Linked DNA regions of Mus musculus: regions 1 and 2 are each linked to region 3. The links are chromatin loops, found by intact Hi-C in ENCODE. Cell type or tissue: heart. All regions are shown on one strand. Links, peaks and the distances in the headings refer to the core of each region. The heading gives the core; the rest is flanking DNA.

What was found. Peaks named below come from ENCODE experiments on the same cell type or tissue, not always from the same donor. Only the 100,000 strongest peaks of a DNase experiment are listed, where the experiment ranks them.
Region 1: a loop joins it to region 3, with 7 times the contacts of the local background. A loop is called at or near these places in 13 of 42 quality-filtered maps.
Region 2: a loop joins it to region 3, with 6 times the contacts of the local background. A loop is called at or near these places in 4 of 42 quality-filtered maps.

Annotation. Positions count from the first base shown.
Region 1 is chr15:6,076,905-6,087,351 of GRCm38, reverse strand. No RefSeq gene overlaps it. Among named protein-coding and RNA genes, the nearest start is that of Gm41259, 37 kb to the right of the region's middle. In heart, for the core only: a CTCF peak has its summit at 6,433 (motif pointing right); a DNase peak (open chromatin) is centred at 5,841.
Region 2 is chr15:5,910,148-5,920,594 of GRCm38, reverse strand. No RefSeq gene overlaps it. Among named protein-coding and RNA genes, the nearest start is that of Gm41259, 130 kb to the left of the region's middle. In heart, for the core only: a CTCF peak has its summit at 5,122 (motif pointing right); no DNase peak of the experiment used is centred there.
Region 3 is chr15:5,188,729-5,199,175 of GRCm38, reverse strand. Ttc33 (tetratricopeptide repeat domain 33) reads right to left here. Exons shown (of 5, transcript NM_026213.3): 2 at 9,373-9,594. The coding sequence starts at 9,593. Among named protein-coding and RNA genes, the nearest start is that of Ttc33, 8.4 kb to the right of the region's middle. In heart, for the core only: CTCF peaks have their summits at 5,147 (motif pointing left) and 9,300 (motif pointing left); DNase peaks (open chromatin) are centred at 2,285 and 2,775; H3K27ac peaks cover 355 bases.

The DNA of each region.
Region 1 (10,447 bases), core at 1,612-9,611, 890 kb before region 3:
TTAAGTATGTGATTTCACAGTAGCCATAGCAACAGGCACACAACCTGTAAGTCAACTAAAATCTTAGTACAGGTGGCAGAGGCTGATAAAGTCTCATTCTTAGTTGAGGAGATATTGTCACCTCATCACTTTGGGGGAGGAAAAGTCAATTTTCTTCAGGAATGCAACCCTTGAAAGGCTGCCCATGCTACAATAGTAGATTCTACATCCATGCACATAGTGAATCTATGAAGCAAATTCAATGAATACTTATTTTAAAAAGGCACCTGAAGCTGTTGGAGAAAAGTGGTTGTACTGGCTAGTTTTGTGTCAACTTGACACAGCTGGGGTTATCACAGAGAAAAGAGCTTCAGTTGAGGAAATGCCTCCATGAGATCCAACTCTAAGGCATTTTCTCAATTAGTGATCAAGGGGGAAAGGCCCCTTGTGGGTGGGACCATCTCTGGGCTGGTAGTCTTGCGTTCTATAAGAGAGCAGGCTGAGCAAGCCAGGGGAGGCAAGCCAGTAAAGAACATCCCTCCATGGCCTCTGCATCAGCTCCTGCTTTCTGACCTGCTTGAGTTCCAGTCCTGCATCCTTTGGTGATCAACAGCAGTATGGAAATGTAAGCCGAATAAACCCTTTCCTCCCCAACTTGCTTCTTGGTCATGATGTTTGTGCAGGAATAGAAACCCTGACTAAGACAAATTGGTACCAGCAGAGTGGGGTATTCCTGTGACAACCTGACCATGTTTTGGGGAGGACTGTGGAAGGACTTTGGAACTTTGGGCTTGAAGATCCATCCGTTGTTAAGAGCTCTGTCGGATGTTGTGTAGGAGCTTGGAAGACAACGTTGAGAACACTGCAGAAGATGGAGGTCTGGTTTGTGAAATTTCAGAGGGAAAATTAAAGACTCTTTTCAGGGCCATTGCTGTTTTGATTGTGAAGATTCTGTAGTTCTGGTTAGCTGGAGCTGAAGAATCAGCTGTGATTAACAAGATACCAGAACTACTAAAGCAAAAACTTTGCATTACTGGGACTATTGATGCTGGTTAGCTGGAGCTAAGAAATTAGCGGTGATTAAGAAGAGACCAGCATCATTGAGGTGACATCTTCTGGGAAGTGTTTTCTGAGAGCACAGTGGCTGTGTTCCAGATATAGCCAAAGTTGTACCTTGTGCTGTGGCTGGACTTGGTAATGTGTAAGGGTCACCCAGGTGGTACTGGTTTTGAAGGCATGAAGGAGTTGAGCAGAGCAGCTGAGGCTTGGCACTGTGAGAGGCCATGGAAGGCCATTGGTGAAAGTGCAGCCTCAGTTGCAATTGATGGCCCAGGACTGAAGGGGTCATGCAGTGTTTTGGAGATGCCAGTACCATGAGATGACCACCAAGAGCAGCAGCAGCAGTGGAGTACAGGCATCTGGAGCCTAGAGGATGACGCGTGTGCTACAAAGGGCATTGCTGGAGAAGTGACCCAAGCCCTTGGAGGAGCCCAGAAGATCGTAAGTTGGATCCCAGACATTGGACGGTTGGAGATTGACTTTTGCTTTTGATTGTGACTGTGCCCTGATATTTTCCCTCTTGAAGGAAGAAGCTGTTTTAGTGGAGCCCACAGTTAAGAGACTTTTAATTGTAAAAAGACTTTGGATTTTAAAAGAGATGGATATTTTAAAGAGATTGAAATTTTAAGAATATGTAAAGACTGTGGGACTTTTAAAGTTATTTGGATCTTGGGGATGAATAAGAATGTAAGGGTTGAGGCTTACTAGTGATGTGTTTGTGTGTCAAGTTGACAAGGGGTCAATTGTACTGGCTAGTTTTGTGTCAACTTGACACAGCTGGGGTTATCACAGAGAAAAGAGCTTCAGTTGAGGAAATGCCTCCATGAGATCCAACTCTAAGGCATTTTCTCAATTAGTGATCAAGGGGGAAAGGCCCCTTGTGGGTGGGACCATCTCTGGGCTGGTAGTCTTGCGTTCTATAAGAGAGCAGGCTGAGCAAGCCAGGGGAGGCAAGCCAGTAAAGAACATCCCTCCATGGCCTCTGCATCAGCTCCTGCTTTCTGACCTGCTTGAGTTCCAGTCCTGCATCCTTTGGTGATCAACAGCAGTATGGAAATGTAAGCCGAATAAACCCTTTCCTCCCCAACTTGCTTCTTGGTCATGATGTTTGTGCAGGAATAGAAACCCTGACTAAGACAGTGGTGGTGGGTAGAAGGGGTAGAGCAAGCCTTGATTGGAAAGGAATGAAGTGTGGATTGGATAGAAATATACCCACTGCATACATGAAATACACATCAAAGTATAAATTAATGCCAAAGTACAATTTGATGCTTTCAGTTTTATGTCAATCAATGTCCTTGAAGTGGAACTTTGTCATATCATGCTAGAAAGTTAGAGTAGAGATGTACATTTTGTCCCTATGATGATCATCTTTCTAAGGAGGAGATGAGAGCAGTCCTTATTTTAATAAATTCCCTCTTCATTGTAGCTATGCCTTTGCTGTTCTGTTCCAGAACAGCTTTCTGTAGAATTTCTTCAATGACTCTGCCATAGTAAAGATTGTTCCTTTGGAGTCTACTAATCCAAATTCTCACAAGTTTTCTATAACCAATCACATATGTCTTGAATTTTGCCTTACTTTTCAAGGCAGTATTCATAGATACATTGTGCTTGGTGCTTAGCTTCTCAGTTTCATTTTTCTTACTGGTTACTTTACAGAAACATCCTAAGCTTTCAACTGTTGTTCACAGTGTCCATCATATACCTTGTAATCTCTTACATCATGTTGGTGATATAGACATCATTGTGGACTCAATGTACCTCAACACTTATCAGTCATCAATCTTTCTATCTTTTAGGAAAAAAAAATCTTAAGTTGCAGTAAAGGCAATTTTAAACTACTGCCTCTCAAAAATCAAGTGAATATTCAAAAGGAGGTATCAACACAGATATTATCATGTTTTAAACCTCAGAGGCATCTCTGTCTCTGGCCAATTTAGGCAGTTGCCTTACAGGCATAAAGTAACAATCCAGTGTAGTGGCATTGTAATTCCAGACCTGAATTTTCATCTTTTTCTTTCCCTTAGCTTTGCTGAGGTATCATTGAAAACTATAAATTATACACGTTGTGATGGTTTGTGTATGCTTGGGCAAGAGAGTGGCACTATTAGGAGGTGTGGCCCTGTTGGAGTAAGTGTGTCACTGTGGGTTTAGACTTTATGACCCTCATCCTAGCTGCCTGGAAGCCAGTCTTCAGTACTAAGTATGAAGTACTTCAGTATGAATATGTAGAACTCTCAGCTCCTCCTGCACCATGCCTGCCTGGATGCTGCCATGTTCCTGCCTTGATGATAATGGGCTGAACCTTTGAAGCTGTTTCAGGTATATAACACAATACCAGTTAGTACTGTTGGCCATGTCTCATATTTGGTCCTTTCTCAGAAGTTTGTGGTCTTCATTTCTTCTATTGTACAACCTCCAACAACAGTTGTCTACTTCATTTTTAAGAGTTTAACTTTAGATTTCACACATGAAATGATGTAAAATTAGTTTATGCATCTTGCTTATTTTACATAGCAAAATATCCACTGGAGTACTCATATGTAGCAAGATTTTTTTAAGGCTGCCCAGCAATATAATGAATGTGTGCATGTGCATATAATCATAGTTTCTTTATCTTTAATACATGAATATTCTATAATACATGAATATATCTATAATATATGAATAATTAATACAAGGCATTAATTATCACATTTGCACATATCTGTATATTTTTCATTATATAATTCATCTTCTAGTGCACACAGATATTTTCTGTATTGATAATTGCAAATAATGCTATGATGCACATAGCTATGTTTTTGAGGTATGAATTCCAATTCCTTTGGATATAGCTAAAGAATTGGAATTGATAAATCAAGTGGTATTTCTATTTTCAGGCCTTCTGAGGAACTTCCACATCTTTTCCATCAATTGAAAAGATACCAGTCCCATCAACAGTGGACAAGAGGTTCCCTTCTGCTATTCTCTTTTCAATATTCATAACAATTTGACTTTTAGATTATGGTCATCTTAAGAAGTGTAGAATAATATTTCATCATAGATTTAATCTGTGTTTTCTTTCCTTTTTATGTACATATGTATATGTGGCATATTGGGTATATTATGCTTGTATGTGTGGGAGTACATATGTGTACAATTATGTATCCTTGTATGTCCATGTGCATATTGAGACTCAGGGTGGACATCAGGAGTCTTCTTTGTTAGATATCCACCTTGTTCAGGCTTGAGTCAGGCTTTCTTAGTTGAACACAGAGCTGCTAATATGAGCTTGGTGCTAATTTAGCTTGTAAATTTTCTCTGGTATTTCCTTGTATGTATCTCCCTTCTGAGCCCTGGAAGTACAAGAAAGGGACACATACCATCAGGTGTTTTATGGGTGCTTGAAATACAGATTCAGGTGTCATTACATTTAGGAAGCAAGTGTTTTCCTGCTAAGCCAGTCTCCTGGCCTTAGCTTCTTATTTTTTCCTCATGGTGACTGAGTTTGAGAAATTTCTCATGTATCGTAGAGTTTCAGTGATCAGAACAACATGGAACTGGCACAAAAAGAGATGTATAAAGCCATGGGACACAGTAAAGCATCCAGAGATAAATCCATAAATACAATCTACTAATTCTGAACAAGGATGCCAGGAATACAAAATAAGAAAATGGCAAGCTGTCAAACTAATGAAGCTCATATACAAAACAATGAAACTGAACCATTAGATTATATAATACACACAAGCTAACAAAAAATGGATGAAGATTTAATTATAGGGCTGGAAACCACAAACATTCTAGAAGAAAACACTGGCACAACTGTACAACTGGTCTTGGCATGATTTTACCAATATTATTTCCCAAAGCATAGGCAATGCAAAACAAAACAACTAAATAGGACTCCGTAAAGTATACATTTCTGAGTTAGTACAATTTGACTTTAAATATCAGTCATCCTACTACATGTAAAGGTATAGCTTATTTTTGCTTTGATTTCCAGATATTTTTTTAAAAAATGTGTGTGTGTGTGTGTGTGTGTGTGTGTGTGTGTGTGTGGTGTGTATAGGCTGAGTATGCCTTGAATTCAACTTGTAGACCTTATAAAGGAAACCAACATGATGCATGAAAATATGTTCAAGCCATTTGTCTAATAGGACATTAATATTTAAAGGGAAATATCTAAAATTGCAAACATTGAGGCAGTTTCAATTGAACAGGCAAGTGCACAGTGGATAACTTTGCAAATTTGGTATATGGATAAACAACAGTTAAATGAAAACTGGTGTGGCATTAAAGCTCTGTTTGCCCATGCTCTATCGTTTTACTTGCCAAAACAAAGCTTTGCTGATTTTGCCGTTCAAAATATGCCTTATCAGCTTCAAAATTACCTTTCATATAGGATTCAGTGGTCCTACACTGGTGACCACGAGATAAGTCAGAGCCCCACAAAGAAATTGTTTAGAGATGCACCAGAGATGTTGTTAACTGGGAGCCATTTAGGAACTGAAAGGAAACCAGGAGTTAAATAATACTTAAACAATATTTAGTTTTACTAGATGCTCTAACATTATTTTGTCCACGTAAAGAGACTATTTCTGTCTTTATGGTGTGATGTTATATGGTCTCTATGTTACTTGGTTTGCCTCTTCGCCTTTCCCTTCCACTCCAGCCCGAAATGACTTGTTGTTCAGCAGCCGATAGAAAGTTGTTTGAGTCAGCTAAAAGATCATCGTGAGCACTTGAGAGTTTTGAGGCCTGAGAAGACAGCCAGCTTGCATGACTAGGTTGGGTGACTTCTTCCTGTTTGCTGACGAATGTTTGCATGTTTGGCAGAATGCGGTTTAAGGGTTGCTTCCATTGTAACAAGCCTTCTGTTGGTAGGAGGCACATAGTGTTCTCTCTCAGCTGGAAGCCTTCCACACAAACCAAAACAAAACTGAAAACAAAACAACGAAAATCCTTCCTAGTTTCTAAAAGGCAAATTTGCCTTACTCTGGTCTGCCTCTGTAAGATTTTATCATTGACTTGCCATTGGAACGTTTTGTTCTCTGGATGTTCTTCTCATAATAATTCACTAAACATCAAAGAGGAACTCCACTGACCCCTTAATAATGAGATGCTTCCCTCTGGCTTCAGACCATGTCTATGAAAAAGTAACTCATTCACGGAGATCTGTCCAGCATGAGCATTTTGTTTGGATTTTAGCTATCTTTTCTCCTGAGTTATGAGGGTGTTTTAGACACACTATGAATCTGATTGAAACACTATTTTTGCAGTGAAATTCAGTAAGTGTGTTTTACCCAGGATCAGTTAGTGTGGTCACTAAACAGGATCCTACCTGAGTGTGTTGTCAGGACACAATACTATAGCTCTCTGGCCACTCTTCCGAGTTCTCTCCTCTGCCCTGTGTGCAGCAGAGGGCAGTAGTGAACTGTGCATTTTATGTGGTTTCTTTCTCCAGAAACACAAACCAAGTCAGTATAATAACAGTAATCTTGAACATGCCCATTATTGAATAATATTTTTTCTTTTGAACAAATCATCATTTACTTAGGTCACACACCCATATATAGCTTTTAATTTCTGATCTGAGACTTAACACTATAATTCATGCAATTTAGGATTTGAATATAGTATTGTTTTGCAAATAGACATTCACAAGTCAAATGTGGACAAGAAAAAATATAATTGTCTTAAGGAAATCTTGAGCATGTGCAATACAGACACACACCCACACATCTCTCTCTCTCTCTCTCTCTCTCTCTCTCTCCATATATATATGTATGTGATGGCATATATAAAATATAAAGCTTATACTCTTCCTCAAGGAAACATGTTCTCCCTTATCATCCTTCCAAGTAAATGAAATGTTTCTTATCAAATATAGTAACATGAATAGAAGATTTCTCCCCATAGGCTTATATATTTAACACTTTGTCCCCATTGCTGGTGCTTTTGGGGGACGCCATGGAAGTTTCAGGACAAGAAACTCACTGCAGGAAGAGCTTTACTGGGGAGGTCTTTGAGAGTAACTAGCCTTCCTTGTTCCATTTCCACATTGCTGTCCAGCTTTCGCTTTTCTGTTGCCCTCTAGGCCTCATGCTTTTGTTGAGCACTGTGGCGCCTTTCTCTCCCATTACTGATTTTCCTTCTCAGTGCTAGGTCAAAATAAACTCTTTCTTTTATAAGTTGCTTTGGTCATTGTGCTTTTATCATGGCAACAAAATCATGACATTGATAAAACTTAAAGATTATAAAATTATATGCTAGGAATGCCTTCCCCACATCTCAGTATCTATTTTTTACTTTCTTTGAGTTTGTTAGTTTCATCTTTTTGCTTTTTTTTTTGTCTGTGTGTATGGGAGGATAGCATACACTGGCTTTCTGAGTGCTGATGATGGCAGAGACACATTACTATACCTTGGTAATTTCAACGTTCTAGCATTTCTTTTAACTCGATACAAGATATGTTTTAACAGGAATGTTTAGTCAATTTACATTGATTCCACAGTAAATTACCTATTCAACATTAAATGCTTTCCTCAGATTGGAGTTCTTCAGTATTTTCCATCTCATTGAAAAGCACAGGCAGTCTCTAGATGGTCCATCTGGGGATCCATCCCATAATCAGCCTCCAAACGCTGACACCATGGCATACACTAGCAAGATTTTGCTGAAAGGACCCTGATATAGCTGTCTCTTGTGAGGCTATGCTGGGGCCTAGCAAACACAGAAGTGGATGCTCACAGTCAGCTATTGGATGGAACACAGGGCCCCCAATGGAGGAGGTAGAGAAAGTACCCAAGGAGCTGAAGGGATCTGCAACCCTATAGGTGGAACAACAATATGAACTAACCAGTACCCCTGAGCTCTTGTCTCTAGCTGCATGTGTATCAGAAGATGGCCTAGTCAGCCATCATTGGGAAGAGAGGCCCATTGGTCTTGCAAACTTTATATGCCTCAGTACAGGGGAACGCCAGGGCCAAGAAATGGGAGTGGGTGGGTGGGGGAGCGGGTGAGAGAGCGTGTGGGGGACTTTTGGGATAGCATTGGAAATGTAAATGAGGAAAATACCTAGTTAAAAAAAAAAAGATATCCTGGACTGCGTGTAACGAATTGTAAAATCTGCCCAATGATCCTGAGAAAGTCATGAAAATTTATAAAGTCGCATTTATAAAGCTAAGATAAAAGCTCTTGCCTCAAAGGGTTTTGTGATCATCGATATTAGTTTCTGGGTATTAAAAAATATCTTATAAACTCTGAAAAAAAAAAAAAGAAAGAAAAGCACCGGCACCAACGCAAACGCGAGTACCTGTCGCAATTCTGTCTCATGCATACCTAGCAAACCTGTCCTGTTTGCAAGTGTTGCTAATTATCCCTCCAACATAAATCCACTTTCCTCTCCCAATCTCCCTAATCCATCACTGTTTCTTATTTAGGTCCTACATGCCTCTGTATTATTTCGTGTCGTATGTTTCCATCGAAAAGCAAAATTTGTATCTTAAAAATGTTAATAATATCATGAAGTCTTTATACTTAAATTTTTGTATGCATTTTTATGACAATTTAGCCTACGTATAAATTTATGCATTCACCCAAACCTATAATTTTACTCTGCATCCCAACTACTCTGAGGACAGTTCTCTCTCTGACTCTTCTGTGCATCCACACTACCTTACTAACATTTAAAGTACCAGGTTCAGTCTTTTGTTCAGGACCTTTGTATTTGCTTTCGCTCTGCTTTTAGCATCTCCTAACCCAGCTTCTAACGTTTTGAGTTCCTTTAATAGGGGATGCCTCCGTTCCTGTAGCTCTACCCCATGAGGGTTTCTTCAACAATTCTGTGGGAGTAAACTACCCTCTACTTTATCTCTTTCACTTAGTCATAGATGGCACCCAAGCTGTAGAAGATATTCCTGAAGATATCACAACACTAAAGTGTTAAGGGAATATATCAATTTTATGAACTTTCATGCATTTCATTGTGCCAATGTGCATGAAAGAGAATCATTTGTCAAGTCAAAAGTCAAAATAATCTAATATTTATGGTGAAACATTTCTTTATCTGAAGAATGTTTTTGTCTGTTAGAATATTGAATATAAGGATACGTGAGAGCAGACAGCTAAGACTAATAAAAGCAAATGAGGAGAGGTGAGGTTTGCATCACCGAGAAAATACAATGAGATTAATGGATGGAGTCATTGGTGAAATACAAGTAAACCTATAGAAACATACACTTCGTATTTACTAAAATGGGTGTGGTGAATGTATAGGAAATGCCCTGTGAAGTTGGAATTATTATCAATTATTCATGGAAATGTACAATAATGACTCTGTGAAAAGCAGTTTGTATTTCCTCCAAAACCTCAACAAAATACCATTTTATGTAACAACTTTACTAATAGGTATGTAAAGGCATTTAAAACTGACTTAATTATGCATCAATATGTAAGACCTGTATGCCACCGTCCATTGCAGCAAAAGCTTAAGACAACTCAATCTTTACCAACAAACATGATGAAATATGGTATGTGTGTATAATGGAGTATTATTTAGTTGTACGAAGGAATGGAATTCTGATATACGTCACAGCAATGAATTTCCCAAGTGGAAAATGCTGTGAGCGATCATGAGGGTATTGGCCATCTGTCTTCATTAGAAAAATACCTATTCAAGTTCTTTGCCTATTTCTTTCAAAATAAAAGCTATTTTCCTATTGTTTGTGTATTTCTGTGCAGGCCTATGATTATGAGTTTGCAAGTGTACATGTGTGCGTGTGTGTGCAAACATGTGTGTGCACGTTTAAGGTGGACGTTAGTCTCAGCTTTTTTGTTTGTTTGTTTGGTTGTTTTTGAAAGAGGGAACCTGGCCATCTTGATGCTATCCAAGTAGACAAGGTTAGCTGACTGCCAGTGATTCACAGAGATATTTGGTCTGTCTCTGCCTCTCCAACAGTGGTATTATGAGCACAGGTCGCCACACCTGGCTTTTTACATAAGTCCTAGGGACTGCATCACATTCTTACAGTTGTTTGGTAAATATTTTACTGTCTGAGCTATGACCCCAGCCCATTTGTCCATTTCTCAGTTGGGTCTGCCTTGTGATTAAGAAGAAAGTTTCCATATGGGATGGATCTCCAGGTGGGGCAGTCTATGGATGGTCATTCCTTCAGTCGCTACTCCACACTTTATCTCTGAAACTCCTTCCATGGGTATTTTGTTCCCCCTTCTAAGAAAGATCGAAATATCCTTACTTTGGTCTTCCTTCTTCTTGAGTTTCATTTGATTTTGCGATGCAGCCCCATAGGAGGAACAACAATATGAAGTAACCAGTACCCCCAGAGCTCCCTTGGACTAAACCATAAATCAAAGAAAACACATGGTGGGACTCATGGCTCCAACTGCATATGTACCAGAGGAT
Region 2 (10,447 bases), core at 1,437-9,436, 720 kb before region 3:
CTTTCATTTGTAAACATTTATCTGTTCTGGCCCTTCTCTTTCTACTCACTTTTCCAAGTAGAAGGTGCTCATGACTCAGCACAGTGCACCCATAATGAACAGAATCAGATTTGAGATGTGGAAATCCAGGTGAGAGACCTCCGTACCAGGCCCCCTAAGATGGAGCACAGAGCCTTAAACACATCTTGGAGAGCTGTATCCTCACTTGGCCTCTTTCTGTGCACGTGCAAGGAGATCTGTCTTTTCTCCTCCTGTCAAATGAGCATCTTCTCCTTTAACCTCGTTTAACTCCCTACTTCCCTAAAGGCAAGGTTTCAACATATGGATTGTAAAGGTCAGGGTTCACTCCATAAAATCCCCATAACAAAGTTTGCATAGGCAAGATAAGCTTTACCATTTTCGTTGATGTCAGGGAGGTGTGATAGGATTTGGTTTGATCCTTCCTTGTTCTTCTTGTTTGTTCATTTTAATTGTTTACCATAAAAGGGTTTGTTATCAAAATCAAACCTCCTTTCATTTTTAAAAATGCATTTTAATTTTCCTTGTAATAGAGTTACTAGATTAAAATATTATGAACTGTAAGAATGTGCAGATTAAAATATAGTTTTATGATACACTATATAAAAAAAAACACAAAGACTTGCTTTGACTAAAACCAAACTGAAAAAAAATGTACTCATCATTATCTTCCTCTCCTTTGATACAAATGTATGTGTTCAGAACAGAAAGCCAAAAGCCAGACACCAAATTTAACACCTGTCTCCCTTCATAGGGAACAAATAACATCATTTAATAACTTCATCCGTGTGTGGTATCTGTCAAAGAAAATGTATGTGTCATTTTAAAGAAATCAATAAACATTTCCATTCAAGCTAATCAAAAATACCTTAACGATTAGCTAGCTTCCTGGAATAATTATATTATTTAGCAGTGTATGCCAATTGATATTTGGCAAATATTCCATGCTTGTGTAAGAATGAGGTAAGATGTAAAACAATAGAAATGTATTATGCTTTGGCTCAGTCTAGTTCGTGTTTAATTTCCAAAGGAAAGAAGTGTAGTGTAGCTGTAGGCAAGCCTGATGTGTGTGAGTTATAGTCAGTTGGGCTCGCAATGAAAGGCACGACTCACCCTGCACTACACCACAGTCCTTACATGCCTTTCTCTGCACATTCTATAGCTCTGTGTTTATATATTATTCAAGAAGTATGTGTTGGTAAGACATTAACCTTCCATCATGTTATTGTTGGAATCCATGAACTTGCTGTGATGACATAAGCCTGTGAGATTTATGTCATGTGACCTGTTATTTATGTGAGAATGGAGAGACCTGATCAAGGGAGGTACAGTACCCAGACATGGGTAACAGTCAATAGTCTTATTATTATTAATTATTATTATTACTTGTTTATGAGCTTTACTCTTCCTCTCTTCTTCTCAATGGTGGGGGAAGCCATGCCATCAGGAGCTTGCTCACAACTTTGGAATAAGAAAGTACAAGAGGGGTCATCAATGCTCAGATACCTTCTCATTTTGTCTTTGTGATTCAGTACAGAATTCTAGACCATGGAATGGAACCACCCAGACTCTTGGTAGGTATGTCTTTTTTTTCTCCTTCCATCCTCCCTAGAAATGCTCTCATCTAACTCAGCCTCGTTAATGTCCTAGGCTCGATCTTCCCATCTCCCTCCTCCTCCTCCTCCTCCTCCTCCTCTTCCTCCTCTTCCTCCTCTTCCTCCTTCTCTTCTTCCTCCTGCACTCTGTAGATTCCTCAAGAGTCATCAAATTATGATAACATTAGTTAACTGTATAACTCTTACGTGGAGTGGTATGAATTTTAATTTTGGTAAAAAGAGTAATTGATACATCGTCTGTTTGCTTCACTCTAGTCTAGGAGCTGCTGAACTCTAGCTCCACACACTTGAGTGTTTAGGTGTGCTGGATGGTTTAGGAAGGTGGGCAGAGCAATCAAAGTGCTCATAAAGCTCAGTTGTGCTTCTGTAAGGTCTTGTAGCTGTTTCCCTGTGATTGATTAACTTTAAAGGGTCCTCCTCCAAGCCTTGCTTCCAATGGGGAGAAGGTTCCCATGAGACCACCCCTCTTGAGGACCCAGAATTAACATCAGAATTCAGGCAGCATCAGGACAATCTACAACACATAAAGTCACTGATATCATATGTACTTGATGCTGGCATTGGGCAGTGGACCTCAATAGGAAGCTCAGAAAGGGTCTGCAGGAGTTGATTGCATTGTCACTGTGACAAGATATCTGAGAAAGCTCCTCTTAAAATATGGGTTTTTATTTGAAAGTTTTCAAAGTAACAAATTTATATTAAAGAGAAGTGGTTTGTTTTGGCTCATAAAAATAATCAGTTGTGCTGAAATATACATTTACTATTTTGGGCTATCGTTTATTTAATCTTTCAGTTGGGTTATCTAATGACTGATGACAAAAGCAAATAGAACTGTATAGTCTACCAAATTTAAACTCACTACTATTTAATAATTCAAATACCTTGCACTGATATCATTCAGTCCTTGTGAACTCTTATTCATTTCCTCTACTTCCCACTCCCTCTTCATCAAATGTAACATCTCAAAGGAATACTTTCTTAGACATTTATGTTGCAACTTAGATACCAAGATGCCCAAAGCCATGTACATACATATCAGGTCCATGTCACTTCTTTTATACTCCTGCAACCCAAAGGGGATGGTTTTCTCTACAACTTGGCAAAAGTAAATCTGTCTGCTCTGATTTGCTAAGCATTTCTACTCATGTCTCTTTTTGTCTTTATCTATTCTTCCTGTGTTTCATTTGCCAACCTAGTAATCAATCTATGGCTACAGGAAGAGCCAGTTTCTAGTATATCCACCTTGAAATACAGCTTCTGTGCTCTGTCTGCTTTACCCCAACTGCACCATGAACTGGTTCCAAGCCCTGAGTTACCATGGCATAATTCCCCAAACTCTAAGCTTGTCAGAGAATCTTACACAAGTAGCATCTTGCCATTTGTATTTGCAGTGCTTTCCTACCTTGTGGTACACGCTCATATAACTTGTAGTCTCCTCACCTTCTATGCCCTTACATCTGGGCACGCTGTCCTTTCATGCAAAGTCATATTTAAACCCCTATTTACATTTCCCAAATGCCTGCCATAGCTTACTTAACATTCATTACAAACAGAATAATGGCATTGTATTACTTTGTGTATGCCTTTCCTCAGAAACTTATCAAAGTTTTTCAGAACTGCAACAGTCTCAGAAGACCTGCCAACCCTCCCATTCTAAGCTACGTCATTTCCCATGCCAGCCATACCCACCCTAATCCCCTCAATCTGAACTCTTCCCCTCCTTCAAACCCCTATTTAAGGCTTTGTAAACTCCCAAGAAATCCCTCCAGTGAAAACATTTCTCTTAGTTATCTGGTGTCTGATCACTGATGCAGTAGGTGCTAACCTTAGATAAAGATCTTCACATGCAAACCAGACCCACCCCCCCCCTTTTTTTTTTCATGAAAGTCCCTTACAAGAAACTTTACTAATTCAGAGCACTCCACAAACTCTACAGATTTTCTGGCCCTTTCCTTAAAACGTTCTTTCTAGACGTAAGACAATCTGAATAGTCAGATGCATGGAGTTATAGACTTATCAAAGATTTACTTCACAATTAGCTACAATGTCTTCTTTTTACAGAAATGGAAAAGATGTCCTCAAATTTACTGACAAACACGTTGCCAAATAATCATTAATATTCCTTCTGCTTATATACAAGGGCATATCACCATGCTCCTGTCTATTCTCTCCATCCCTCTTCCCTTCTCTCTCAGACACACACACATGCACACATGCACACACACATACACCTATATTACATGGTGTACAGTTATCTCCCATCCTCCCCTAGGTTTCAGAAAGATAGAAATCACAGCTTCTTTTTATTCATTTCTTCTTTTTAAAAACAAACAAAATTCAATCAACTTAGTTTCTTCACTATCAGAAAGAGTGGACATTGGCTGAGTGAGGGGTTCACACTTGCTAATACTCCCTTAAGCTAAACCTGTGGTCTCTCTTCTGTCACCCTGAACTTGTTTCTATTGGCAAAGGTCTCATTCACTCACGTCACCGGTAGTCATATCCAGGGATTTGTGGTCAGAATGGAGTCTAGTGTGCTGTTTCCTCTTATGGTTTTGCTCTATGTTTCTCTAGCTTTTCCCCTGCCAAGAGGTGACTGGAAGTTTCTTGAACAATTGAAACAATGGTCATATCTGCTCACTGGAGAGACAGATACTTCAATAAGATCTGTCATTTTAGGATAACATAGATGACTAATCCTATCCCTTCCTTTCCTGGCTTCAGTGCACGCTTCGTGATCAACAATAACTTCTGTAATTACTTTAAAGAGAATAAAGTTAGCCTTTTCCTCTACTAGGCACAAAAGGCTGTGTTCTCCTTCTCTGTGGCCCTTAATGACACAGGGTATAGAAGGCTGTGTTCTCCCTCTTTGTGGTCCTTGACATGTACCTGAATTGCCCCTGCCCTGTGCCTGCAGTGAACGAAGATGTTGCAGCCTCGTCAATTTTCCTACAAAAGCATTCACTTTCTTAATATTGACTTAAACTATTTTTGAAAGGGCATCAAAAATAGACTCTCTGTGGGAATGAGATACATGAAGCTTTCACGCAAGCCTTAGTTGAAGCTGCATGACATTCACCTGTGTCTCACTACCAGTCCAATGTCTTATAACACCTCCTACTGGGTCAAATGCTTTCACGATTATATCTTAATTGATCAAACATCTTTTCTAAGGTTAGTTTGCTATACTTCTGTTTTGTCTCCATGTAAGAAACAAGTATAGGCAAGTAGGGTTTTGTTTGTTTTTGTTTTACATTGTGTCTTCAAGTTAATCTTAAGAATTTAATATAGATCATATACCTTGATTTTGTAAATGTATTGATGAGGAATTTGTATTCATGAGTAAATATTGATTCCATGAATTGTAACTTGGAATATAAATAAGTATTTATTACCTTTGCCTAGTTTCCTGCTGTGTATAGTTATGGAATACTGAGGATAATTTTTTTCCTCATCCATGAATACTTCTTGGCTCAGGTGTTTATCCACCAGCAGAGGGCACAATGCACATTAAGATTTGGGACTTCAAACTGAACGTCCGTTTCTTCCTGGGTCACCTGCAATCTGTTCATTTACACTCAGGTCATTCCTAAAGACAGCACAACACAGAATCATTCAGATAACACAGCAAAAATGTGTTTTATTGTTTTGATCATCACCTATAGCTAGAGAAGAAAAGAATACCATATCTGTTATGATGAATATGCCGTCTTATTCATAATTTCAGGAAAGATAGGTCCATTCTTTTGTAGTTTTAGTAACCATCATATCGGGGTGTTTAAAAACTCAACATATAATCAGATAAAATTAAAATTCTCATATGTAAACAGTGTATAAATAACATAAGTCTAATCTACATGTTATAACTTTGTATCATAACAAATGCACCCTTTTCAGAATTCTCTTTGTTCTAGAAAAATGTTCAAGGCTTTTCACAAATCATTTATTCTCTCTCAAGGGAGTCTGACTTTGTAATTTGTAAAATATTTTTGTTTATTTAAGTCAAGAAATCTCTGGTTTTCACAGATGTCTTCCATATAAGAAAAAATATTACTGCCCTCAATGCAATCCTTTATTGAAAATTTCCTGGCTGAATACTCATGGGTTACAAAAGAACATGATTGGTAGTCTCCAATAAAACCTCGAAGGAGGAACAGAAAATTGAAATGTCACATTTTGATTAAGTCCTGTCACTTCTACATCTCATATGCATAACCAGAGTGTTTACCTCCTGGTCATATACCAACACAGAATCAGGAGTGCAAACACCTCCTGTCACAGTTAGTGTTGGTCTGAGGAAGAATTCACCCACACACACACACACGCACACACGCACACACATTTATGTACATAAATACAGATAGACACTAGGCCATTATCTTCAAAATTCTTATAAAACAAAATAAACTATAATTTTGGAGATAGCTTAGTTATTAAAGAGCTTACTGTGCAAGCAGAAAGACCTGACTTTGGATCACCAGCATCCACATAAAAAGACAGGCAGGGTAACTTGTATCAGCAGCCTCAGTTCTAGAGAGGCAGAGCCATGAGGAGCCTTGGAGTCCACTGAGCAGCTAGTGTAACCCAATCAGTGAGCTACAGAGTCAATGAGGACCATTTCTTGACCATTTCTTGAAAAATAAAACAAAGACTTCTGGAAGAAGATGCCTGTGGTCTGTAGAAGCACACACATATATGTGCAGATGCACCCACAAACACACATAGGCGCATGCACGGACCAAGAATACGTACATTCACACGAACCACATATATGAATGTTCAGCTAGCAATAGTGCATTACAGACATCATTCACCATTTGCCTCACTAAATATTGTCATCACTAATAAGTTAAGCAGTATGAAATCACTGGCACTTGATCCCTTTTTTGTCTGATTCATTTTTCCTTTATCATTTTATACAATAAAATGTAAAGCAAATAAATTGTCATCTGTCCAATTTATTTTTCTCTATACTCAATTGTTAGTTTTCTGTTTATAATACTATATAGAAATATGTAGTAGTTAGGGATGGGGACCTGGGGGTAGCCACTAGAAAGTCTCAGATACCAGAGAAACAAGAGGCTCACAGGACCCAAAAGAGCTGACTTTAGCCGATATACACAACAAAGAGGAGATAGAACCTGTTGGGAGATAGGGCCACCCACTCATCTCAAAATGTTTAACCCAGAAATGTTCCTGTCTAAACGAAAGACAGGGACAAAATACTGGAACAGAGACTGAAGAGAAGGTCTTCTAGAGACCACCCCACCTAGGGATCCATTCCTTTCTGCAGACACCAAACCCACATACTATTGTTGATGACAAGAAGCGCTTGCTGAGTCCAGTATAGCTGTTCCCCGAGAGGGAACACCTGACCAATACAGATGCAAACACTCAGAGCCAACCATTGAACTGAGCCCAGGAACCCCAATGGAAGAGCTAGGGGAAGGAATGGAGGAGCTGAAGGGGATTGTAACCTTATAAGAAGAACAATATCAACTAACTGGACCACTCAGAGCTCTCAGAGACAAAACAATCAACAAGAGTATACATGGAAATGGCTCCAGATATATATGCAACAGAGGATTGCCTTATCTGATATCAATGGGAGGGGTGCTCCTTGATCCTGTGGATGTTTGATGCCCCAGAGTAAGGGTATGTTATAGGGGTGAGATAGGAGTGGGTAAGTGGGTGGAGGAGCACCCTCATATAGGCAAAGGGGAGGGGGAGAGGGGGAGATTGGGAGTTGTAAAGGATATCACAGGGCAGGGGTATGTCATTTGAAATATAAATAAATAAAATGATTAATAAAAATTAAAACAACATTGTATTAGCATACAAAAAAGTATATTTCCAAACTAACCTTGACTTTCATGTTCTACACTAAAAAAATCTTTGTAGGAGGTTAGATAAAAGTCAGACCATTTTAGGATTGAGTTAGGGATAAACATCTGGCTATTAAATTTCTGGGAAGCATTTGCCCTGAGATTTTTATTTTTAAACATTGTATTAGTTCTTTGTCTACCGTCTCTGTGAGTACCACTTTCTAGGAACCTTGGAATGTTAAAAAAAAGTTTGATCATGCATAATGGAGATCAGTAGCAGTGTATCTTATCAAATGGTAAATAATAATATTATGTATAAGTTTTCATGGCCACTAGAAAGCAGATCCAGTATTTTTGGTGCATAGTTAATAAACACTCATTAACCTTAAATGTTTAAGACGAAAAGACACCAGAAGAGACCACTTTGGCTCTTACACTTGCTTGTCAGATTAAAATGCTCTGGTAATAACGCAATAAGTACTTCAATAATAAAACATTGAGAGGCAAGGTATAAAAAATATAATTGCTGACAACCATGCCTTCCTACCCTTCTCCTTTTGGTATTAAAGCAAAAAGGCCTAAGTCAGGATTCAGGTTGCCTGGGTTCAAATCCAAACTCTGTATCCTCATACTGGAAAGTTGGGAGCAAAGCTTTCTTAAACTCTCCATGTGTCCCTGTTCCCACCTATAAGTTGACATCAGCAGCACACTTACCTGATTGGGAATCACAAGGAGAGACTAGCTCAGGTGTTGCTGTTACAATTAGTTTTTTGATCTTAAACCTGTTTTTGTTTTCCTACAATGATAGCTTAATAAAAAAGGATCTATCTATCCTAAATAATCTGCGCTTCTGTAGTTGAGCTGACATCTTTGTGAATTGACTTCAGGGACATTTCTTAATTCATCTTTCTCACTGTACATTTTGATAATTTTGACTTATGCTTTTCTACCTTGGCTGTCTTTGCTTCCAATAGGTGATGCAATGTAAAAAGGCATCGTTTTCCTCTCACATCAATCTCACAAGCTATGTGAAAGAGTAGTACTGTCCACTACTATGTCTCCCCTTTACATCCGGCATGTTCCAATCGTATTCCTTATACAAACATACACTGTACCTTATAGAAATCACACTTCCTAAAGAAAAAGTTGGGGTAGAGGTTGGATATTATCAATAAAAAAGTATGGATGATTTACATTGTACAACTATGTTGACTATTATCAAAATATATTGAATGAGATTTCCAAAGAAATCTTTGGAAATTAGTGGTGTGGCTCATCCTTAGCATACACTTTTTTTTTCTTTTTTTTTGGTCATTATTTTTTTTTTAATTAGGTATTTTCCTTGTTTACATTTTCAATGCTATCCCAAATGTCCCCCATACCCACCCACTCTCCCCTACCCACCCACTCCCCCTTTTTGGCCCTGGCGTTCCCCTGTACTGGGGCATATAAAGTTTGGTGTCCAATGGGCCTCTCTTTCCAGTGATGGCCGACTAGGCCATCTTTTGATACATATGCAGCTAGAGTCAAGAGCTCCGGGGTACTGGTTAGTTCATAATGTTGTTCCACCTATAGGGTTGCAGATCCCTTTAGCTCCATGGTTACTTTCTCTAGCTCCTCCATTGGGGGCCTTGTGATCCATCCAATAGCTGATTGTGAGCATCCACTTCTGTGTTTGCTAGGCCTCGGCATAGTTTCACAAGAGACATCTCTATCTGGGTCTTTTCAGCAAAATCTTGCTAGTGTATGCAATGGTGTCAGCATTTGGAAGCTGATTATGGGATGGATCCCCGGATATGGCAGTCTCTAGATGGTCCATCCTTTCATCACAGCTCCAAACTTTGTCTCTGTAACTCCTTCCATGGGTGTTTTGTTCCCAATTCTAAGAAGGGGCAAAGTGTCCACACTTTGGTCTTTGGTCTTCTTGAGTTTCATGTGTTTTGCAAATTGTATCTTATATCTTGGGTATACTAAGTTTCTGGGCTAATATCCACTTATCAGTGAGTACATATTGTGTGAGTTCTTTTGTGATTGGGTTACCTCACTCAGGATGATGCCCTCCAGGTCCATCCATTTGCCTAGGAATTTCATAAATTCGTTCTTTTTAATAGCTGAGTAGTACTCCATTGTGTAGATGTACCACATTTTCTGTATCCATTCCTCTGTTGAGGGGCATCTGGGTTCTTTCCAGTTTCTGGCTATTATAAATAAGGCTGCTATGAACATAGTGGAGCATGTGTCCTTATTACCGGTTGGAACATCTTCTGGATATATGCCCAGGAGAAGTATTGCTGGATCCTCTGGTAGTACTATGTCCAATTTTCTGAGGAACAGCCAGACTGATTTCCAGAGTGGTTGTACAAGCTTGCAATCCCACCAACAATGGAGGAGTGTTCCTCATTCTCCACATCCTTGCCAGTGTCTGCTGAATTAGAAAGGACAATCTGCAAATTCATCTGGAATAACAAAAAACCTAGGATAGCAAAAACTCTTCTCAAGGATAAAAGAACCTCTGGTGGAATCACCATGCCTGACCTAAAGCTATACTACAGAGCAATTGTGATAAAAACTGCATGGTACTGGTATAGTGACAGACAAGTAGACCAATGGAATAGAATTGAAGACCCAGAAATGAACCCACACACCTATGGTCACTTGATCTTTGACAAGGGAACAAAAACCATCCAGTGGAAAAAAGACAGCATTTTCAACAAATGGTGCTGGCACAACTGGCAGTTATCATGTAGAAGAATGCGATTTGATCCATTCCTATCTCCTTGTACTAAGGTCAAATCTAAGTGGATGAAGGAACTCCACATAAAACCAGAGACACTGAAACTTATAGAGGAGAAAGTAGGGAAAACCCTTGAAGATATGAGTACAGGGGAAAAATTCCTGAATAGAACAGCAATGGTTTGTGCTGTAAGATCGAGAATCGGCAAATGGGACCTCATAAAATTGCAAAGCATCTGCAAGGCAAAAGACACT
Region 3 (10,447 bases), core at 1,461-9,460:
GAAATGGAGCTCACTGTCCTGACATCATTTCAGCCTATCTGGAGAATTTAAAAATGTAAGAGAATCTATCCTTGTGATTACTGAAGACTTTCACATCTATCAGATGAATATGCAAACTCTAAGAAGATTAATAAATTACATCCAGAAACTTACAATACAAAATATACATACACTAATCTAACGTATATCTCAGCAGAACATTAGAAATATGATTAATGAAATGGGAAATAGAGGGGAAATGCATGAGCCGCTCAAAAGCCAGAAGCGCCGATTTCTGGTTATGTACACATGCTTTCTGTGTGCCTCTCAGCAAAGTTACAGAGTACCAAACAGTCTGTTGCTACTATGCCTACTAAGTTTTCATGACTTACCCACAGGGTAGTAACCATGTATCTCATGAAAAGTAAGTGCTCTGCCTCTCAGGTAGACTGTGAGTGCTTCCAAGCCTCTCTAAACAATGTTCCCAGTGTAACTACTGACAACAGAAAAAGCTGGGAACTGCAAAGTCTATTCCTTCTTTGGAATTCACAATAATCCTTCCATTCACAATTTCCTTACAAATACTATAGCAGTAAATTTTCTAATGCAGTGGTAGCAAATTCAAGTTAGCACTTGCGTGTCTGCCAATCTTTTGTCTGCATTGCTCAGCGCACCTCTGCACTCTTCAGCTGGCTTTTTACCCTGAGCCCAGCCACTTACAATGCCTTTGTTTGAACAGAGCTCCTAGTGAAAACACACCCAACATCAGGACTGTCTTTTCCACCTTGTCATCTTTTGATCCATAAAGATGTTCTCTAATAAATTAAAACACTGTTCTTCCTGCTGCTGTCCTTTGCTGATGGTACCACACACTAGCCATGATACCACTTGACTGACCTCAGAGTAACTCTTTCATTTTTAGGAATATTATGTTTTTTATCTTTTTAATGTATATTCTGTTCTATGGCGCTTTGAAAGGGAGAGAGTTGACTCAAAGTCCTATAAACGTGGTATGACTTGCTCCCCTTTTACAAAGCAAAAGCTGAGAGAAGCCACAGGACCAGTCCCAAACTTGGTGGCAGTAATCCTCCCAAGATAGTACAGTGTGTAACCCAGCTCTTCCAAGGCCGCAGTGCCTTCTACAATGACCTCAACAATGTCTTACTTAATTTTCCTCTAGTCCTTCTGGGTACTTTTTTCTGAACTCGGAAATCAGAGTAGGTTTTTGTTTTTTGGTTTTTTTTTGGGGGGGGGAGGGGTTGTTTTGCAACAGGGTCTCACTCTGCAGCCTGGCTGCTTAGAACTCACTATTGTACACCAGCTGGCCTTGAACTCAGAAATCTACCTGACTATGCCATGACAGCCATGACAGCTGGCCTGAGCAGGTGTTTGGATTTTTTGTATGTATGTGTGTTAATTCTTTTAGGCCCATAGTGTGTGTGTGTGTGTGTGTGTGTGTGTGTGTGTTAATTCTTTTAAGCCCACAGAAAATGGAAAATGTCTGAGCACTTAAAAGACACTAATATCACAGTTTCTATCCACTCCATTTGTCCTACCTGCTCCATAAGACTTCTGAAAACAGAGAGAAGCATAGAAGAAATGCTAAGAGGGAACACACGTGGTGTGTTGGGATTGTAAAAACAAGCTCTTCCCTGAAACACAAGAAGCAGTCACCATTCTTACTTTAGTCCATCTCATCATTTCAGTAACCAGTATTATAAAACTCCTAAGACAGAAGATTGTGAGTAGGGAGAGAAAGAACAGAGAAAAGAGAAGGGTGGGGGAGGGGGGAAAGAGGAGAGGAGAGGCGAAGGACAAAGATTCCAGGTACAGCAGAGAGGTCTTAGCTCTGAGATGTTTACCTTGAAGGGTTCTGGTCTCTAGAGCAAAGGATGGCATGTTGTTAGCCAATCCAGTGAGTATTTTAGACTTTGTGAGCAGGATGGCCTCTGTCACAAGTACTTAGCTCTACCATCGTGTCACACATCAGCCACAGTCACGACGGAAGCAGATAAGCATGGCTCTGTCACTACAAAACATTTACTTTCAAACACAAGCAATGGTTTGGTCACCAGTCTCTGCCTGGCCTAGCTACTGATGCAAGTTTACTGTGTTAGCCAAATGTCCTCTTAACTTCACATGTTCTTATCTGCCTAAAAAAACTAGAAGCAGTTATTACAATGCAGCATGTATCATTTATGGAAATTCACAGAGGTCTTTTTCAACTGTCACCACATGTGTTTAAGGAATTAGTGGCAGGGGCCACACGGGGTCAGGGATGTTAAGAGCCCATGAGGAAAACAGCTGTCAAAAGGTTACACTGCTCAAAACGTCACTGCCCCAGTGCTGCAAAGGACGAGGACTTACCATCTCACCACCCAACAAAGCTGCCCATAGACAAAGAACAAGATAAACTAGGAAATTCACCAGGACAGTGACTATAACTCTTTCTATTTCCTCTTTGCATTAGGCAGATATGCATGCATACACACAGAGACACGCACACATGTACAAACACACCTACAGATTTGTATGGAACACAAAAGTAAAGCAAAAAGAAAAGAACGGCTTCTCACCACCACTTCTATTTTGAAAATTCAATCAATGCTTCCAGGTAAGACCTTTCTTGCCTAAATATACAAACATTTAAAGAGCAAAGGAACTGTTTTCCAACAGTTAAGGTGAAGCAAGCAATGAAGAGCTTCAGTCCTAACAGATCCCTGAGCTGCCCCACCCCCTCTGGCTCTCGTTCACGCCCTTGTTCATTTCATAGCTGATCCTTCCCACCGCTCAACAATGGCCCCACTTAGTTCCTCCATCTGGGGCTCACAGGATGCTTGGCACCCAATAAGTCAGTCTGTGGTCTCTCCCAATTCCTGCAGTCTATCTCCTAATTCAACTTCAGTCTGGAACAGACTGAAAAGACACAGCCCTGTTACAGCTGTTGGATAGGAAACAGTAAAAGATAAAAACTTGGTTTAAAGTCACTGTGGTTAATAAATGACCAAAGTCTGATTCAGCCAGTTTAAAGGCAGCCTTAACAACATGGAACTAAACTAGCACAAGGAAGGAAGCAAGGTGAATAGCTCAGGGATTACACAGGGCAGGGTGAGATAATGCCCAACAGTGAGACAAAGAACAGCTGGTGACCAAGCCCAGTAAGTTTGATAACATGCTCACTCACCAGACGAAAGGGCACAATGCTTAGTTACTTTGCTCCCGACTGTATTTCTAATTTACTACAATTCAGTGAGCTATTTAGTTAATGGCATATTTAATAAATATTTATAGGTCACTTTTTCTGGGCGAGGATAAAGAAGGTCTCTACTATTCTTCTAGAACTTTCTAAAGTACTTTTTGGGGAAAAGGGCATGAGAAAAAGATTCCAATGTAAATTCCATGGTTTAAAGAGGGATGTGACATGTAATGACCAAGTATCTTCTCAAAATGGGTGATAGGCAAACAGGAGATTCTTCCAAGGAATGTATATAGCCTGAGACCTGAACGACAAGACAGGACAAACATGAAAATTTGAAGAAAGTCCATTGCAGACAAAGGCAAGAGCCCAAGGCAAGACTAAGCACTTCATGTTCAGAACATAGAAAGTCAAACCAGTACGATTACAGTATAAGGAGAAAGGAAGTAATTATATTAGAGAAGTAGGCCAAATCATGGCCACAGAAAACCTACCAGGCTAGGGTTAGAGGTGTTCATCTAATGTAGTCGTGGTGAAGAATTCATAGCTTTATTAACACTGACGTGACTACATTTCGAAAAGATGTCCAGTCAAGGGAGCAGAATAAGCTATCAGGATATAAACCACATACAATGAGACCAATTCAGGTTTCTTAAGAAACCAGGGATAAGGTATCTCCCAATAAGACCAGGATAACTGCAGTGAAAACTGAGAGTGGATAAAAGCGTATATATGGTATAAGAAACCCCACTTGGGCTGGGCCTGAGGAGTGAAAGAAAGGCATCTAGAAATGATGTCCAGTGGTTATGTGGACAACAGAGCCGGAGGTGAGAGCTTCCTGGCTAACCCTACTGGGATCTCAAGTAAACAAGACAGGGTCGGGGCAAAGGGGAGAAGGAAAATACAGGCCTATGGGATGCGGCCAACAGCTATGCAAATGAACTTAGAGGACCGTTATCATGAGAAACTTCTCAGTGATAGCGATGAAATCAGTGTGTCTCGGAAGCAGACCATGATCGGGGGCTTGGGTGAGGGGTGGTCCCCAGGCTCTTTCCTACGTGCTGTTCTCCCACAAGTCAGAGCTTGTTGCACACAGCCTTAACCCTCACCACTCGCTCCAGAATTTCACCAAGTCTCATCTGGTCAATGTCAAGGGGTAAGAGCCTTTCTACCAGCATTACAAATGGGGTCTCACTAGTCTATTACAATAGTAACAACCAGAACTGCATGGCTACAGAAACAGAGGGAGCTATCAGACAGGCAGTGACTTATAAGCAAGTGGGGCAGAACAGCTCCGAGAAGGTGAGTAAGCCAGCGAGCTGACTCATGGTTTGAGGCTGAAGTAACTAGGGAAATGGCAGTGCCTTTCACTTATCTGGGAAAGCAGCAGATCCCTGGGTAAACACTCACATGTTCTACTTGGTAAGTTTGATGCTTTTTATGCATCCAAGGAGGTGCGAAGAGACACTGACAGAGCTGGGGTTCAGATGGTAGGACAACACGGTATCAGGCATGCCAGCAAGCTAAGAAGGGACTCGTGGGAGGAACGGGCAACACAGACAGTCACCAGGAGATAATTAGGGAACATGTTCCTGAGAAGTAAGAAGGGATGAGTCCAGTGCATAAGTGAAGGGGGGAGAGCTTTCATGAGAATTTGGTATTCATTATAACAGCTCAAAGACAAATAATCTACAGATACGGGACATTCCAAGGACATGAGAGTAAGGAATCCACGCACTACACTGACTGCATCCACTCTTGTGAGACGTGAGGCAAAGCCATTGACTTCAAATGCCCTGAAGCTTGGAGTCAGAGGATGTGCATCACACGGGGAAAACATATACAAGTTCACTTTGGCTGGTATACTTTCCTAACTAACCTTCATGATAAATTCCAGTTACACTTGGCCTTCACACTCACACAAACCCATGCCACAATAACAAAGCCACTTGTCTAGCTATGCAAGTGTCACCATCTAGTGGTTGAAACTGCATACCAATTTTAAAATGCTGGGAGCGATTATACCCTTTACCTTAGGAAGACAAATCCGAGTTAGAAATAAGTCTAAAAAAAAAAAATTGGAGAAAGTAACTTCTAAAAAGCTTAGCATTATAATAAACCAATACCATAAAAATCCTAATACATAATATCTCACACACATTTATTTTTATGCAATGTAACTTGTTCTGAAATCTTTCAACAATCTTTAAGATGTATGTCGTCACTTATATATGAGGAAACCTGAAACTGGTAGAGAAGTTAATGACCTGCCCAAAATTTATACAGAGAGAAATGATAATTACGGTAAGATCTGAACGGAGGTAAAATTACTTCAAAGTCCACACTCGTAACCATTATAGTCAACTGCCCATCTAAAAAGCATCAGGCATCCTTAGGGCTGGACACAGAAGGAAGCCTTTTGTCATGAAGAATCATTAATACTATGAAGAGAAAATTCAAGTGGCAAAATAAGTCTAAGGCAGTCTTGCCACCATCAAACAAGCAGTAGAAGACTGTATCAAAGAATGAAGACTTCTCTGGGGGAGAGATGACAGTAGCCTATTTGGACAAGACTATATTAATGTGTTCAAACAATTCTACATGCTCAATAAAGCTCAGTGAGGAAATATGAATTTAAAAAACAAGAGAAACTCACAGGGACATAAAAACAAGTAACTTAGTATGTAAAGTGACTTGAAGACAGCAGAAATACAAAAAGGAAAAACAAGCGGCTGTGAAGGGGAAAAGAAAGAAGGAAGGAAGAGAGGGAGGGAGGAAGGGAGGGCAGGTGGGCCAGCGGGCGGGCGGGCCTCAGAGTGCTGCTGCCCAGCAGCCTGCCTACCAGAGAGAGCGAAGAACAACTGGTGTGCAGAAATCTGAAGGGCAGGAAAACACACTGGACAAGGTCGTCACACAATTATAAAAGAATTACAGGGATGAGAGGCCAGGAGACAGCTCAGTCGGGAAAATGCTTGTTGAGTAAGTCTGGTTCCACACTCACACAGACAAATATGCATGCACAGCCACACACAAACATGTACACGTATACACATACTGTTGGGGAAAAGAAAGGCCAGTTTAGCTCAAGGACATGCTAAGGATAAAGGTGACTGACAGGGAGAAGCTGGGTTGTGTGGCTGCTTCTCACTTCAATTTCACTGCTGCTCCTTACATTGCATATCATTCAATGTAATTCAATTACATTCAATATCTTCAGGCATTTTTCAAACCACTAATTCTACGTTTGTTTGGTTTTAAATAGCCAAATTACTTAATTCTACTAAATCCCTTTAATTCTGTTTACTTTCCAAAAGCTATGTATACATTATTCTGAAACAAATGCTAACAGAAAAGAAAAAACTTCATGATCCTAAAGTAAGCCTCTGAGCTAGCTGATTTTAGTGACATGACTCAGGGGTTTAAAACATAGGCAGAAACCATGAGCTATTTTGTTTATCTCTGACGTTGTTATCTTTCCTTGACCACAGAGCATCCTAAGGGACTGTCCTGGCAGGAACCGGTGGCCTTTTCCTCATCACACTTGTGCAGGTCTGAGAAAAGGCAACGCAACAGTGTTCGTGACCTGTAACAGGAGCTGACTGAGAGCTCTAAAGACGGTTCAGTAGATATTTTAAAAGTAATCTCATAAATGAAAAACTTAACATTGGTTTCTTGTAAAACACAATCTGCAAAATTCTCCAAGAGAAATCCTTTTATAAAAAAAATTTTTAAAAAAATTTATTTTATGTATATGAGTACACTGTAGCTGTCTTCAGACACACCAGAAGAGGGCATTGGATCCCATTACAGGTGGTTGTGGGCCACCATGTGGTTGCTGGGAATTGAACTCAGGACCTCTGAAAGAGCAGTCAGTGCTCTTAACCACTGAGCCATCTCTCCAGCCCCAAGAGAAAACCCTTTATGCCTAAAACACCACAAACAACAATACACACACTAGCATTACACTATTACGATCTTAGCTGATGTTAGTAAGGCACTCATGCCTAGATTCCCAACACTCAACAGACTGAAGAAAGAGAACTGACCTGAGCTGGAGATCATCCTGGCCATGTGCAACCCAGTCCCTAAAACAAAAAGCTAAGCTTGGTGGCACACACTTTTCACCCAGCTCTTGGGACAGAGGCAGGCAGATCTCAATGAGTTTGAGGGCATGTTCTAGGGCAGCTCAAGCTATATATATATACAACGAAGCCCTGTCTCAAAGCAAACAAAAAAAAGTTACCTTCCATAAGGATCTATAAGTAACTAATGCTTGCTAGAAGAGGTAAAGACATTTTCTTTAGTAACATAGCCACTAAAATAACCCATGTGCCTATAGCCATCCACCCCATGCACCCATGGAAACCCTAATGAAATTCACTGGGTCATCAAGAGCACAGAGACCAAGGGGATCAGCAAAGGGGGGGAGGAAAGAGAGGCAGCTCACAATACATTATATACACTATATACACATAGGACAATAAAGCCAATGAAACCCATTAGTATGTATAGTTAGTACATTATAATAAAAGGTTTAGTCTAGGCATACAGAATACATCAACTTTAATACAGACAGGACATCTGTCAATGTAAAAAGTTGCACTAGAATAGTGGATGGTGGCACCTGCCAATGACCACAGTGCTCAGGAGGGACAACCAAGATCACAAGTCCCAACAGCCTGAGCTCCATAAGACCTCGGCACCTTGTCTCAAACACTGAAAAGACAAAAAAATAAAAAATCTTTCCTACTCGAGAATTCTTCTATTAACGTATATTCCATACTTAAAGACTTTACTAGGCTAGGGATGTAGCTTGCTTAGGAAAGGGCTTGACCAGCACTGCTGCACCAGATAAAGCTAGACTCAGTGGCTCACACCTGTAATCCTCATACCTGGGAGGTAAAGACAGGAGGGCCAAAAGGTGGAGGACAAACTGGGTTGTAGGAGCCGGTTTTCAAGAGACTGTCTCTTACAGTCACCATTAATTAAGTAATTAATTAATTAAGGTCCATTTTTATTGTCCTCTAATCTTGTTTTCCAGCTACGAAACATTTCTCTGTTCTCCACTGACTTGTGAAGACATTTCATTCCCATTGAAAGATCTAAGCAGGGTAAAGGGAAAGGAAATAGGAAATCAAGGGGAAATAAAGGAAGAAACAGGCACATTTGTAGAAATTTAGCTAGGGAAGGGCTATGAATAAAAGATGCTATTTTCAAGTTCCTGTGTACCCACCACATTTACAAAAGTACTTAAGAATCAACGGTAAGTGGTACAGCAGCATGGCTCTGTAATCCTAGCACTACACAGACTAAGGCGGGGAGGGCAGGGAGCTCAGCTAGGCTACACAGCAAGACTGTCGCAAACAGAAGAAAACCCAATGAGAAAGTGAGAGGACAGTGAGTGACAATGTCACCTCCCTAGACGAACATCAGAGAGTATAATAAAGCACTGTATAGATTGTAATAGAACTATTACAAAATGGCAGTTTTGCAAGTGTCTTTTTGACAAATGAAATCAGATATTTAAAACATGAATCTGTGCTGACTAGTTTTATATCAACTTGATTCGACAGTAGTTTTCAAAGAGGAAACCTCAATTGAGAACACATATCCACCAGACTGGCCAGTGGGCGAGCCTGTGGAACATATTTTCTTGACTGATGTTTGATGTGGAAGGGCCCAGATCACTATGTGTGGTGCCACCCCTAGGTTGATGAAACAAGAGAGCAGGCTGGGCAAACCAGGAGGAGCAAGCCAGTAAGCAGCACTCTCGATGGTATGTTGTCTGCTTCAGCTCCTGCCTCCAGGTTCCTGCATGGAGTGGCTGCTCTGACTTTGTTCAATGATGGACTGCTACCTGGAAGAAATAAGCGCATTCCTTCCAAAGTTGCTTTTGGTCATGGCGTTTCATCACAGCAACAGAAACCCTACCTAAGACAACAGTTGATTCCATTAGAGATCGTGAACCAGAAAAAGTAAACTGTCCTCCACTTACAAAAAGAAAAAAGAAAAGAAAAAAATTCTGGGGCTGGAGAGATAGCTCAGCAGTTAAGAGCACTGTCTGAGAGTCCAACTCCCAACAACCACATGGTGGCTCACAACCACCTGATGCCCTCTTCTGGCATGCAGGCATACACGCAGATAGAGCACTCACACATAAAGTAAAGAAAATCTTTTTTAAAATCTCAAAAGCACACCGTTTGTTTTCAGCCAGCTGAGCCCCTTCATCCTTCAGCTGTTGGCTCCTCTGTTTACAGCCCTCCTGCAGGGTTTCCTTCCTCCGTTTGCTGGCCTGAAGCCAGTTCCCATCCTCGTTCTCAGCTGCATCCTTCTCATCAGCTGCTTCTGCTTCAAACTGCTGGGACGTGGCCTTGGATACCTTCTCGCCAATTCTCCTCTTCCACCCAAAGGAAGCCATTCTGTAAGATTTCAGAAACATAAACTGCTATGAACGTATTCTCATGAGCAGGCGGACGCAGACTACCAGAAGGAGGCTCTCAGCGCCTACCTGTGGGCTGAGGTAGCAATCACCAAGGACTACTAATTTCAAAGGTGACATCTGGACACTACTGCTAACCTCATCTCCTAATGGGAGTGCTGTGCTCTTGCAGACAAACTCTAAATCCCAACAGGCCTCTGCCAATTCATAAAAAACACATGATATGGTGAAGCTTGCTCAAAAAACACATCAGATGTGGGTGAGAGGAAGCAGACAGTGAAGAAAAATAAGATTGTTTCTTCAAGAATGAACAAATGGGAGAAGGGATGGGACTCGGGGGAAAGAAAGGTGGCAACCCAGCCCTTAGGTTAAGAGACTGACAAGACAAAATGGAGCCTAGTGTGCTCTTCTCACTCCTGACTTTAAAACAACACTGAAAGACTACCATATAAAAGACTAAATCACAATACAGACTAGACAGCCAACAGTACAAATAAGCCACTCCTGGATTCTACTTGTCTTCATAATAGTAGGATTGAACTTCAAAAAAACCTTTTCCTTTAAGAACAGCAATGTATTTGCTATGAAACTATATAATACCTAGGAATTCTTCAAAGTCACTAACAGTAAGAAGTGGCATGGAGCGGATGACAGAGCTCACTTCAAGTCACTAAGGAAGCTGGGAGGCAAGCATGGACAACTCGTTGTGCCTCTTTCCTTTCACAAACCCTGAAAGCCTCCCTTAATAGAAGTTTTTTATGCTTTGAGTGGTTTTTGTTGTCTTTTCGAAACAAGACCTACTATTTATACAGACAGCTGTCCTGAAACTCAGA